Linked DNA regions of Homo sapiens: region 1 is linked to region 2. The links are chromatin contacts, found by Hi-C or POLR2A ChIA-PET in ENCODE. All regions are on one chromosome and are shown on one strand. Each heading gives the region's core, a stretch centred on a gene start or an enhancer-like site at or near the end of the contact. The rest is flanking DNA. Distances are from core to core; before and after follow the strand shown.

Region 1 (5,779 bases), core at 1,362-3,861, 470 kb before region 2:
TCATGAGGAACCCACTCCCACGACCCAAACACCTCCCACCAGGCCCCACCTTCAACATGGGGAATCATGTTTCAACATGAGATTTGGAGGTGACAAACATCCAAACTATACAACGGTCTGTGCAGGTATAATTAGTTAAGAATCTCAAGGTGAAATTATCTTGGATTTAGGGAAGACTCTAAGACCAATGACAGGTGTCCTTAGAAGAAGAGCTTAGAACACTGACATGCACAGAGAACAAAGCCATATGACAAGACAGACAGGGATTGGAGCAATGGGTCAACAAGCCAAAGAACACAAGGATTTGCCAGCAGTCACTAGAAGCTAGAAGAGACAGCCAGGCATGGTGGTGGCACATGCTTGTAGTCCCAGCTACTCGGGAGGCTGAGGCAGGAGAATCTCTGGAACCTGGGAGGCGGAGGTTGCAGTGAGCCGAGATTACACCAAGATTGCACTCCAGCCTGGACATCAAAGCGAGTCTCCATCTCAAAAAATAAAATAAAATAAAATAAATTTAAAAATAGGCCAGGCACGGTGGCTCACGCCTGTGATCCCAGCATTCTGGGAGGCCGAGGCGGGTGGATCACCAGGTCAGGAGATCGAGACCATCCAGGCTAACATGGTGAAACCCCGTCTCTACTAAAAATACAAAAAAACAAAATTAGCCGGGCATGGTGGCGGGCACCTGTAGTCCCAGCTACTCGGGAGGCTGAGGCAGGAGAAAGGCATGAACCCGGGAGGTGGAGCTTGCAGTGAGCCGAGATCACGCCATTGCTCTCCAGCCTGGGCGACAGAGTGAGACTCTGTCTCAAAAAAAAAAAAAAAAAAAATCAGCGCAGGGAAAGGATGCAGGGGGCAGAGTCCAGGAGGATTCAGCACATGGAGTTTCCAGTTGTCCCGTCCTTTGGAGTCATGGCTAGCATTCCCAACAATGATGCGTGACGACGTGCATGGAGTATTGCTAACCAGGGCAGCTCACCTGAGCCTTGGTGTCCAGTTTTTACTGGGGCTTGGTCATATAGACATGGCTGATGCCTGATGTGGCTGACAATCCCCATCCCCTCTGGAGGTCAAGCTGATGCTGTGTAGCCCAAAGCCTCCACCATAAGTCATGTACGTTGTTAGATTGCATAGCCCCAGGCCCCCAGGTAAACGAAGACATTCTTACCAGACAGGATGTTCTAAGGGCTTAGAGCTCACCTCCCGGGAGCTGGTGGTAAAAGCCATACCACTCTTTGGATAAAGTTAATTCTTTTTTTATTTTTATTTTTTATTTTAATTAATTAATTAATTTTTGACACAGAGTCTCGCTCTGTCACCCAGGTTGGAGTGCAGTGGTGCAATCTTGGCTCACTGCAGCCTCCACCTCCCAGGCTTAAGCAATCCTCCCACCTCAGTCTCCTGAGTAGCTGGGATTACAGGCACCCGTGACCACGCCCGGCTAATCTTTGTATTTTTAGTACAGACAGGGTTTCACCCTGTTGACCAGGTTGGTCTCGAACTCCTGGCCTCAAGTGATCCACCTGCCTCGGCCTCCCAAAGTGCTGGGATTACAGGCGTGAGCCACCGTGCCTGGCCATCTTTTATTTTTATTTTTAAATTAATTGTTTATTTTTTGAGATGGAGTCTCACTCTGTCACCCAGGCTGGAGTACAGTGGTGTGATCAGAGCTCACTGCAGCCTCCAACTCCTGGGCTCAAGCAATCCTCCTGCCTCAGCCTCCTGGGTAGCTGGGACTACAGGTCCACCACCATGTCTGACTGATTTTTAAATTTTTTTTGTAGTGATGATATCTTGCTATGTTGCCTAGGCTGGTCTCAAACTCCTGGCCTCAAGTAATCCTCCCACCTTGGCCTCCCAAAATGCTGGGATTCCAGGCGTAAGCCACTGCACCTGGCCTAGGATAAGGTTAATTCTTTACTACACACAAGTCAAGGGACCTCAAACAAGATACTAAAACCTCTCAGCACCTCAGTGTCCACATCTGCAAAATGGGCATGTGAGCACCTTCCTTCTAGTATTGTCAGGAGGGGGATTATGCAAAAGAGCATCTAGGAAAGGTTCCAGTCCAGGGCCTGCCATACAGCAGGCACTCAATGCACTCTTTTTTTTTTTAACGGAGCCTCATTCCGTCGCACAGGCAGGAGTGCAGTGGTGCAATCTCGGTTCACTGCAATCTCTGCCTCCCGGGTTCAAGCGATTCTTGTGCCTCAGCCTCTTGACTAGCTGGGATTACAGCCGCCCACCACCACACCTGGCTTATTTTTGTATTTTTAGTAGAGACATATTTTTGTGATGTTGGCCAGGCTGGTCTTGAACTCCTGACCTCAGGTGATCTGCCCGCCTCGGCCTCCCAAAGTGCTGGGATTACAGGCATGAGACACCACACCCGGCCAATAAACTCTTGTTCAATGAACGAATGAAGGAAGGTAGGGAAGCCCCCAGCCTGGCCCCTTACACAGGCTAGTCCTTTGGAAGGGAAGGCGGCCCCTGGAGAGCAGTGCTGGCTCAGCCTGCTGCCTGATTCACAGGTGACTCATCCCCAGCTTTAGGACAAGATCTAAGGGGCCTTGGCTGGGTGCGGGGTTCTTAAAAGGTGAGCTGACGTCCCAGTTGCAGAGTAAGAACTGAGCTCATTACGTGTGGCCTTTTTGATGAATTATAAAAAGCCTGAGCCTCATGCTGAGAACGCAGAGAAGGGATGTGAGGCCACCAGCAGATGTATACATTTTATTTCTGAAGTGAGAGGAATTCTGGCTTTACTGGGAGAAGTAAACTTTGTGCAGAATGACTGAGCAGGCTGAGGGCTGAGAGGTGCCATGCCACAGTCAGGGCCCCGTCAAGGAGAAGGCAGTGGGGCCAGGTGTCATTGTGCCTTTTAGGAGACAAGTCCAGGGCTGTGTCATCTGCTGGCAGTGAGAAGTCAGCTCTGAGCTCCTCCCCGAAGGTGGTTTTTCCTTTTTCTACTTTGAGAAATGTGCTGGCAGGCATGGATTTTTTTTTTTTTTTCTAGACGGAGTCTCGCTCTGTCACCCAGGCTGGAGTGCAGTGGCATGATCTCAGCTCACTGCAACCTCTGCCTCTCGGGTTCAAGTGATTCTCCTGCCTCAGCCTCCTGAGTAGCTGGGATTACAGGCACGTGCCACCACGCCCGGCTAATTTTTGTGTTTTTAGTAGAGACAGGGTTTTGCCACATTGGCCAGGCTGGTCTCGAACTCCTGACCTCAGGTGCTCTGCCTGCCTCAGCCTCCCAAAGTGCTGGGATTACAGGCGTGAGCCAGCTTGCCCAGCAGGATTCAAAGATTTTCTATTTGTGATTGGTTAAGGAGGCAAGGCTTTGTCTAAAAAATTGTGGACAGGGCCTGACATGGTGGCTCATGCCTATAATCCCAGCACTTTGGGAGGCCGAGGTGGGCAGATCACTTGAGGTCAGGAATTCAAGACCAGCCTAGCCAACGCAGCGAAACCCCATCTCTACTAAAAATACAAAAATTAGCCGGGCGTAGTGGCACGCACCCATAATCCCAACTACTCAGGAGGCTGAGGCAGGAGAATCACTCAAACCCAAGAGGTGGAGGTTGCAGTGAGCCGAGATCACGCCACTGCACCCCAGCCTGGGTGACAGAGCGAGACTCCATCTCAACAACAACAACAAAAAAGAAAATTGGGGAGAGTAGAAAAGAATGTTAGCTCTGGTCTGTGGGTATGACCTTCTCCAGGCCCCTCAGGAAGAAATTTAGAACAAAGAACTGTCAGAGTTCAGTGCTCAGTTCCCCCTTATCTGAGGTCTACCTGCCAGCAGCAGGTCCATTTGGCAGGAGCCCAGGTTTCTGAAAAACTCAAGGACATCTTTGGTTCCCATCAGGAACTAAACATCTTGTGATTTCCTTGGCTATTGCTTTAAGCTACTATTACCTTTTTGGTTATCAAGTTGCTCATTTACTGCTCAGGACTAGCTAGGTGCCTGAACTTTCCCTTGAAGGAACTCAAGATTTTCCTTTATTTCCATGCTTGGAGGGGGAGGGTGCCCACCAGGCCCCTAATAGGGCCTCTGCTTTATCGCATCTTCAGGGAGGGCTTTCTAGTGGGCCCGTAGCCAGGAGGACAGGTCCTCCACGACCCACCCTCAAAGTCCATGCCTGGCCTGGCATGTTAGCTCATGCCTGTAATCCCAGCACTGTGGGAGGCTGAGGCGGGCAGATCACCTGAGGTCAGGAGTTCAAGACCAGCCTGGCCAACATGGCAAAACCCCGTCTCTACTAAAAATACAAAAATTAGCCGGGTGTGGTGGCACATGCCTTTTAATCCCAAGAATTGCTTGAGCCCGGGAGGTGGAGGTTGTAGTGAGCCGAGACTGCGCTACTGCACTTCAGCCTGGGCAACAGAGCAAGACTCTGTCTCAAAAAAAAAAAAAAAAAAAAAGTGAAGGTTGCCAATAGGATTTGTGAATAGATTGAAGGTGAGGTTTGAGAAAACATGAGAGAGGTCGAGAGGTCGAGAGGTCCAGGGTCTCCCTGAGGTTTGGCCTGAGACACCAGAAAAGTGGAGTTGCCATCAACAGAGATGGGAAGGCTGGAATGAGGAGGTGCGAGGGAACAAAGCTGGAAGACCAGTGGGTCCACAGGTGCCTATGGGGAGACGTTTCAGGAAATAGGAAGAGGAAGTGGAAGATCCAGTGATCACCACCACCCACTGCCCACTACCATCCTTCTCTGAGCTTGTCTTGTTACCAAACCAAATTGAGATCCTCTCACCCAGCACAGTAACGCTAAACATCCACACCACAGTTTGCAGTGGGAGAAGTGAAGGCATTCATTGCGGGGCTCCAAGCAAGGAGAGGGAGGTTACAGTCAAAGCTGTCAATCAATACATGGAAGTTATACCTTGGTTTCACCTAAAAAGGTGAGACATCTCAAAGCAGGAGCCCACAGGCCATAGGAGGATTCAAAGATCTTCTTTTTTTTTGTTTTTTCTTTTTTGAGCTGGAGTCTCACTCTGTCACCCATGCTGGAGTGCAGTGACGCGATCTCAGCTCACTGCAACATCCGGCTCCCAGGTTCAAGTGATTCTCCTGCCTCAGCTTCCTGAGTAGCTGGGATTACAGGCCCACCACCACGGCTGGCTAATTTTTGTATTTTTAGTAGAGATGGGGTTTCATCATGTTGGCCAGGCTGGTCTCAAACTCCTGACCTCAGGTGATCCGGCAGCCTTGGCCTCCCAAAGTGCTGGGATTCCAGGCGTGAGCCACCACGCCCAGCCAACCTTCACAATTTATCCAGAATCTACTCATTTTTTTCCACCTCTACTGCTCTCACCTGGTCTGAGTCATCACCATCTCTTGCCTGAATGATTGCTGTTGTTTCTGCCCTTGTGCTCACCGTCTAGTTTCAGCACAGCAGCCTATTAAGACCTAGGTTGATTAGGCCACACCCCTGCCCCAAATCCTCCAGGTCTCCCAGTCTCACTTAAGGTCCCTGACCTGCTCCTGTCCGACTCCTTGACTTCACTGCTTGTTCACTGTGGCAAGGGGACCTTATAGGCAGCAGGGGGTCCAGAATGTGGGAAGTCCTGTCATGCTAGAGATGCCCATCCTGAAATCAGACGCCAGAGTAGGGATCTGGGCTTGAGGTACAAGGTGGTGTGGGATATAATGAGGTTTCTCGTCAAATAATCTGATCAATCTTTTATCCTTTATCCATAGTACCCGCCCCCCCCCCCACCTTTTTCTCCTTTTTTTCCTTTTTGCCTTTGTTAGATGTCCAGGCAGGCCACAGTACCA
Region 2 (5,698 bases), core at 2,393-4,892:
GAAAGTATTATTTATCTCTTCTGGCTAAATTTTATAATTTTCAAGTTAATTTAACTTTATCATCATAGCAAAGATATTTTACAAGACCGAGAAGGTTACATGGTTTTCAATGTAAGTCAACAATTAATGAAAAATTGTGATTTCATGTGTGGATGCAAACCAAACATTTTGCTTAAATATTGTGTAATCCTGCATTCCATTCCCGCACTAATTTGCTTTTCAGATGATCAGTACTTTACAACTTAACATCTTCATACTAAGATGTTCCATCTTACAACTTGACAGTTTCCTGGCTACACACCTTGTTTTTAGGTGGAGTCACTTCTTTCTTAGTTCTAGACGAGACCAAAGAATCAGAAAGCACCATAATTTAGAGCTGAGGAAGTGAAGTGCCCAGCCAGAGCTGTGTGCCTTCCCGCTGACTCAACATTGACCTTGGGTATGTCCCAGAATATCTCCACTCCGCTGCCCTTAGCGCAACGGGCTGATGACATTACGGACTGTGTCTCAACATAATTGGATAGATTAACTAAGTATGTATATAAATGCTAATTGCTATTGTTCTTTTTACATTTACACTTTAAGGTTGTTCTGAGTCTTATAATAGTGCAGTAGATAGAATATTGCATTTCCTAAAGTTGGATATGTATATGGTAAAAACCATAACTTTTATATATATATAAATATATATGTACTTTTTTTTTTTTTTTTTGAGACTGAGTCTCACTTTGTCGCCAGGCTGGAGTGCAGTGGCGCAATCTCAGCTCACTGTAACCTCTGCCTCCCGAGTTCAAGCGATTCTCCTGCCTCAGCCTCCCGAATAGCTGGGATTACAAGCATGTGCCACCATGCCCGGCTAATTTTTGTATTTTTAGTGGAGACGGGATTTCACCATGTTGGCCAGGACGGTCTTAATCTCTTGACCTCGTGATCCTCCTGCCTCAGCCTCCCAAAGTACTGGGATCACAGGTGTGAGCCACAGCACCTGGCTATAAATTTTTAACTCTACAATAAATCCTAAAGTAGATTAATGTGCCAGAAAAAATATACTACTGTTTTGGCTTTTCATACCTTCAGCTGGACCTGCACATGAATTAATTCTGTGGCTCACAACTATAATCCAAACACTTTGGGTGACTCAGGCAAGAGGATCCCTTGAACCCAGGAGTTCAAGACCAGCCTGGGCAACAGAGTGAGACCCCTACTCTTAAAAAAAAAAAAAAAAAAATATATATATATATATATATATATATATATTTTTTTTTTTTTTTTTTTTTTTTTTTGAGACAGGGGCCTCACTCTTGCCCACGCTGGAGTACAGTGGTACAGTTGTGGTTCACTGCAGTCTTGACCTTCTGGGCTCACGCAATTCTCCCACCTTAGCTTCCTGAGTAGCTGGGACTACTATAGGCGTGTGCCACCACCACCATGCCTGGCTAGTTTTTTTTGTTTGTTTTCAGTAGAGATATGGGGGGGTCTCCTTATGTTGCCCAGGCTGGTCTCAAACTCTTGGGCTCAAGTGATCCTCCTACCTCAGCCTCGCAAAATGCTAGGAGTACAGGTGTAAGCCACTGCACCCAGCCCCTTCAATTTTTTTTTTTTTTTTTTTTTTAATTAGCCAGGAATGGTGGCACGTGCCTGTAGTCCCAGCTACTTGGGAGGCTGAGGCAGAAGGATCCTTTGAGCCCAGGAGGTCAAGGCTGCAGTGAGCCATGATCTTGCCACTGCACTCCAGCCTGGGTGAAAGAACAAGACTCTGCCTCTAAAAAAATAAAATAAAATAAAATCCACCTTGTTAAAACAATTGCCCATTATACATTGCGGCATTGCAGCTGGTATAGCCTCTGGGATTCCCGAGGGCTCTTTTAGCTCCAAAACTGTGTGGTCTCCAAAGCTCCAGGAGAAACTGATTTCTATGTCTGAAACCAATCTTAGAGTAAAATTCCAAATAAATGCTTTTCTCCAAAATTACACTAACCAGGCTGGGTCTCTATCATACATCTTCAATACCCTCAAACCTAGATTGTAAAGTGAAAAAAGTGTATTAGCAGCTTCCATTTGTTCATCTGTCACTCACATTCTTAGGGCATTTTAAGGATGAGCAACCTTTGTTTCAGAAAGGGTAAGTAATTTGCCCCTGGAGGTTACATAGTTATAATTTAGTCTTCAGAATCAGTTCGAAGGGGGCAGTACTATTTTTAAGATAATTAGAACCCACCTTGTAGCAATAAAAGTTTTCTTGTCTTTGCCAAAAAAGAAAAAGTAGAGCATTCAGTTATTTTTTCAGACAATTGTGTTGCTTTTTGGAATGATAATATATTTCAAATTTCATATATTCTCTCCTGGCAACAAATAGGTTGGTTGGTTGTGGCTCAAAATGCCTTTTTCAATAGAAAAATTAAGCACTGCCATCAAAGGACCAGGCTCCTAGTCCACCTCACACAACTCCTAACTAAGAATGTTGCAGACCTGGAGTGCTGGAGAAGAACTAGCTCAGAAAAGATTTCTGGCTGGAGAGGATGTATCTTCTTTTTTTATATTTATTTTTGAGACAATATCTGGCTGTGTCACCCAGAGTAGAATGCAGTGTCATGATCTCGGCTCACTTGCAACCTCCGCCTCCTGGGCTCAAGCGATCCTCTCACCTCAGCCTCCCAAGTAGCTGGGACTGCAGGCACACTCCACCATGCCTGGCTAATTTATGTATTTTTTTTTTTTTTTGTAGAGGCGGGGTTTTACCATGTTGCCCAGGCTGGTCTCAAACTCCTCCCACCTCAGCCTCCCAAAGGGCTGGGATTACAGGTGTGAGCCACCGTGCCCAGGCAAAGCCCTAGTTCAACGTTAGGAACGCATCCACTCTGAAACTGGCATCAGGAGCAAGCTGAGCCTTCTCTGGACTTTCAGCACCTGCTGCTGAAGGTTCCCCGGGGCTGGTCAGAGACGAGGATCTCATGGGGCTGTCCCTTGGCTGGAGGGCCTCCACCCCGGCACCACTCTCAACACAGGTCTTACCTCCTGAGAGCCACACCTGCCACAGCCCAAACCTTCCTGCAGCCAGAAGGGACCAGGGGGTGTTTGGAAGAAAACTTGTGTTGCTTCCTCCTTTCCTTGTCTAAGTGACGATTTTGTGTGTCACCTTTTGTGTCTAGCTATGATCCTGGCAGGAAAAGCCTACTACGATGGAGTGGCCAAGATCGGTGAGATTGCCACTGGGTCCCCCGTGTCAACTGAACTGGGTGAGCGATCTGTCCCTTTATACATAAACCCCACTTGTCATCCTGTGAACCCCAAGAGAAACGCGTGGGATGGCCCAGTCCAGAACAGAGGAGAGATCTGGGCCAGCATGCTGTGGTTCTACTTCACCGCGGTCTGTGGAAATTGATGCTTAGTCGTAGGGTGGGCTGGGACTGGTGCCGGAGGGCGAGTGGAGGCCTTGTTTTCTGGCCAGCCTCCCTGTTCTCCTAGGAACTTGAGCTTTTGCCCTGGGTGCCTGGGCTCTCACCCTTCCCGCTGGGAGTTTGACCTACATTCCTGATGGGCGAGCCGGGCCTCCTGGGGCCTCGGGCTGTGGCCAGAGTGTTTCCTGTGACTCACCTAGTAGAAAATCCGACTCCTTTACATTGCTCTCTTGGCCCTTGCCTCTTCCCTGGTTGCTTTCAGCTGTGATTTTTCCGGTTCTGCTGGTATGAATCGCTCTCCTGTGCAGGCAGAGAGGGCGGTTACACCCTGGGCAGTGCCCGCTGCCGAGGGGATCTGGGCTTCTGTTTATAGAACACTTCACTGTCGGGGGTTAGGGAAAGGTGGGCTTTTAAAACGGCCCCACACAGCACTCTCATTTAAAAAACTTGTTGAATATGTTTTATTGTACAAAGGGTAAAATTTCTGGCTTAACCGGAGGAAAATCATGGTAAAGTGTGTGCGTATTTAAAGAAAAGTGCATCCATGTCCAGTTAAGAAGTAGGAAGGGGAAGCAGAGGAGTGGGGGCATCACCAAGGGAAGGTGCGGGCAAGTCACATGGTTTCTCGATGGGGTTGGCCTGAGGGTTTTTAGGATTGTTTGGGAAGCTCTTAACTGACCCATAAAAGACAGGGACAAATGAGAGGCCTGACAGTGGAGTTGAGGAGCTGGGCTGTTGGGTGCAGAGGCGATCTGGGTCCTCACAGTCTCCGTATAAAGCCATAGGCACACGGTAGACCATATGCTGGAAGTGATGCCTTGTTAGTGAATAAGTCAGTACTGCGAGAAAGCGATCTATGTATTTTTTAATTTTTTATTTTATTTTATTTTATTTTATTTTATTTTATTTTATTTTATTGAGACAGAGTCTTGCTCTGTCACCCAGGCTGGAGTGCAGTGGCACGATCTCGGCTCACTGCAACCTCTGCTGCCCAGGTTCAAGCAATTCTCCTGCCTCAGCCTCCTAAGTAGCTGAGACTACAGATGCCCGCCACCACGCCTGGCTAATTTTTTTGTATTTTTAGTAGAGACGGGGTTTCGCCATGTTGGCCAGGCTGATCTCGAACTCCTGACCTCAGGTGATCCTCCTGCCTCAGCCTACCAAAGTACTGAGATTACAGGTGTGAGCCACCGCGCCCAGCCATAATATTATTTATATATATAAAAATATATATAATATACATATATAAATATATGTATATTATAAATATACATATAATATACATATATAAATATATATGTATTTATAATATTAATATACATATATTTATAATATAAATATATGTATATTTATAAATATATGTGTATTTATAATATAAATATATGTGTATTTATAATGTAAATATGTATATTTATAATATAAATATGTATGTATATATATTTATATATAATATAAATATATTTATAATATATATATTATGTATATTTATAATATACATAATATAAATATATGTGTATATATATAAATATATAAATATATTTATATATTTATATATATTTTAGGGGGTCTCTCTGTGTTGGCCAGGTTGGTCTTGAACTCTTGGCCTCTAGGATTCCCCCTGCCTTGGCCTCTCAAAGTGCTAGGATGACTGGCCTCACCCAGCCCAGTACTGCTATATTTAATAGACTCAGTTACATGCAGAAGTTTTCCAAAATCCTGCTTGTGCCCTGGTTGGTGCCATAATCCTGCATGTGCCAGCGAGGACTGAACTGTAGTAACTCTGTTCTAAGCACAATGAATTTAATAAAATACGGAGGCTGCCGGATGTAGACAGAAGCAGACAGCAAAACCTAGGATATTTGGGGGAGTCGTTGAGATGATTATAGGGTTCCAAAAATAGCATGAATAAAAAGAAACATCCTATTGGTGTCATGCATCAGAAAGAAAACATGTGTGACCCTTACATTAAAACATATGGTGCTCTGACTCACCACACCCAGTTTGCCTTTTTAATGTTTTATGGGTCCTGCCACTGTTTAAATAAGACTTCTGCTCCACACCTTACTTGAGTCAGTCGTGAGTTCCTAATGTTGAAACAGCTATTTCCACAGCAACGATGTTGGTATAAACAACACAGGCTTAGAACTTTCATTTCAGTGAGGAAAGTATTTTGTGATGGTGAAATTTCTTTCATGTGCATGTATATATCTATGGGGTATTTTTTGTTTTTGTTTTTTTGAGACGGAACCTCACTCCATCACCTAGGCTGGAGTGCAGTGGCGTGATCTTGGCTCCCTGCA

The links. A loop is a pair of places that touch in the nucleus more often than their neighbours do. ChIA-PET counts read pairs that join two places held with the same protein, here RNA polymerase II (POLR2A).
Region 1: a map of HCT116 shows a loop between it and region 2 (4-fold over the local background). The contact joins two enhancer-like sites. A Hi-C loop is called at or near these places in 1 of 168 maps with a recorded cell type or tissue (HCT116). POLR2A ChIA-PET finds 5 or more read pairs at or near these places in 1 of 52 experiments (OCI-LY7).

Annotation. Positions count from the first base shown.
Region 1 is chr7:98,819,588-98,825,366 of GRCh38, reverse strand. No RefSeq gene overlaps it. Among named protein-coding and RNA genes, the nearest start is that of TMEM130, 48 kb to the left of the region's middle. Within about 2 kb of position 2,611, at least 4 of the 41 ENCODE cell types and tissues checked have a DNase peak (open chromatin) inside an H3K27ac peak, as active enhancers do; they include HCT116, where a contact is called at or near this core.
Region 2 is chr7:98,352,580-98,358,277 of GRCh38, reverse strand. It overlaps BAIAP2L1 (BAR/IMD domain containing adaptor protein 2 like 1), which reads left to right. Exons shown (of 14, transcript NM_018842.5): 3 at 3,150-3,236. Among named protein-coding and RNA genes, the nearest start is that of BAIAP2L1, 46 kb to the left of the region's middle. Within about 2 kb of position 3,642, at least 16 of the 41 ENCODE cell types and tissues checked have a DNase peak (open chromatin) inside an H3K27ac peak, as active enhancers do; they include HCT116, where a contact is called at or near this core.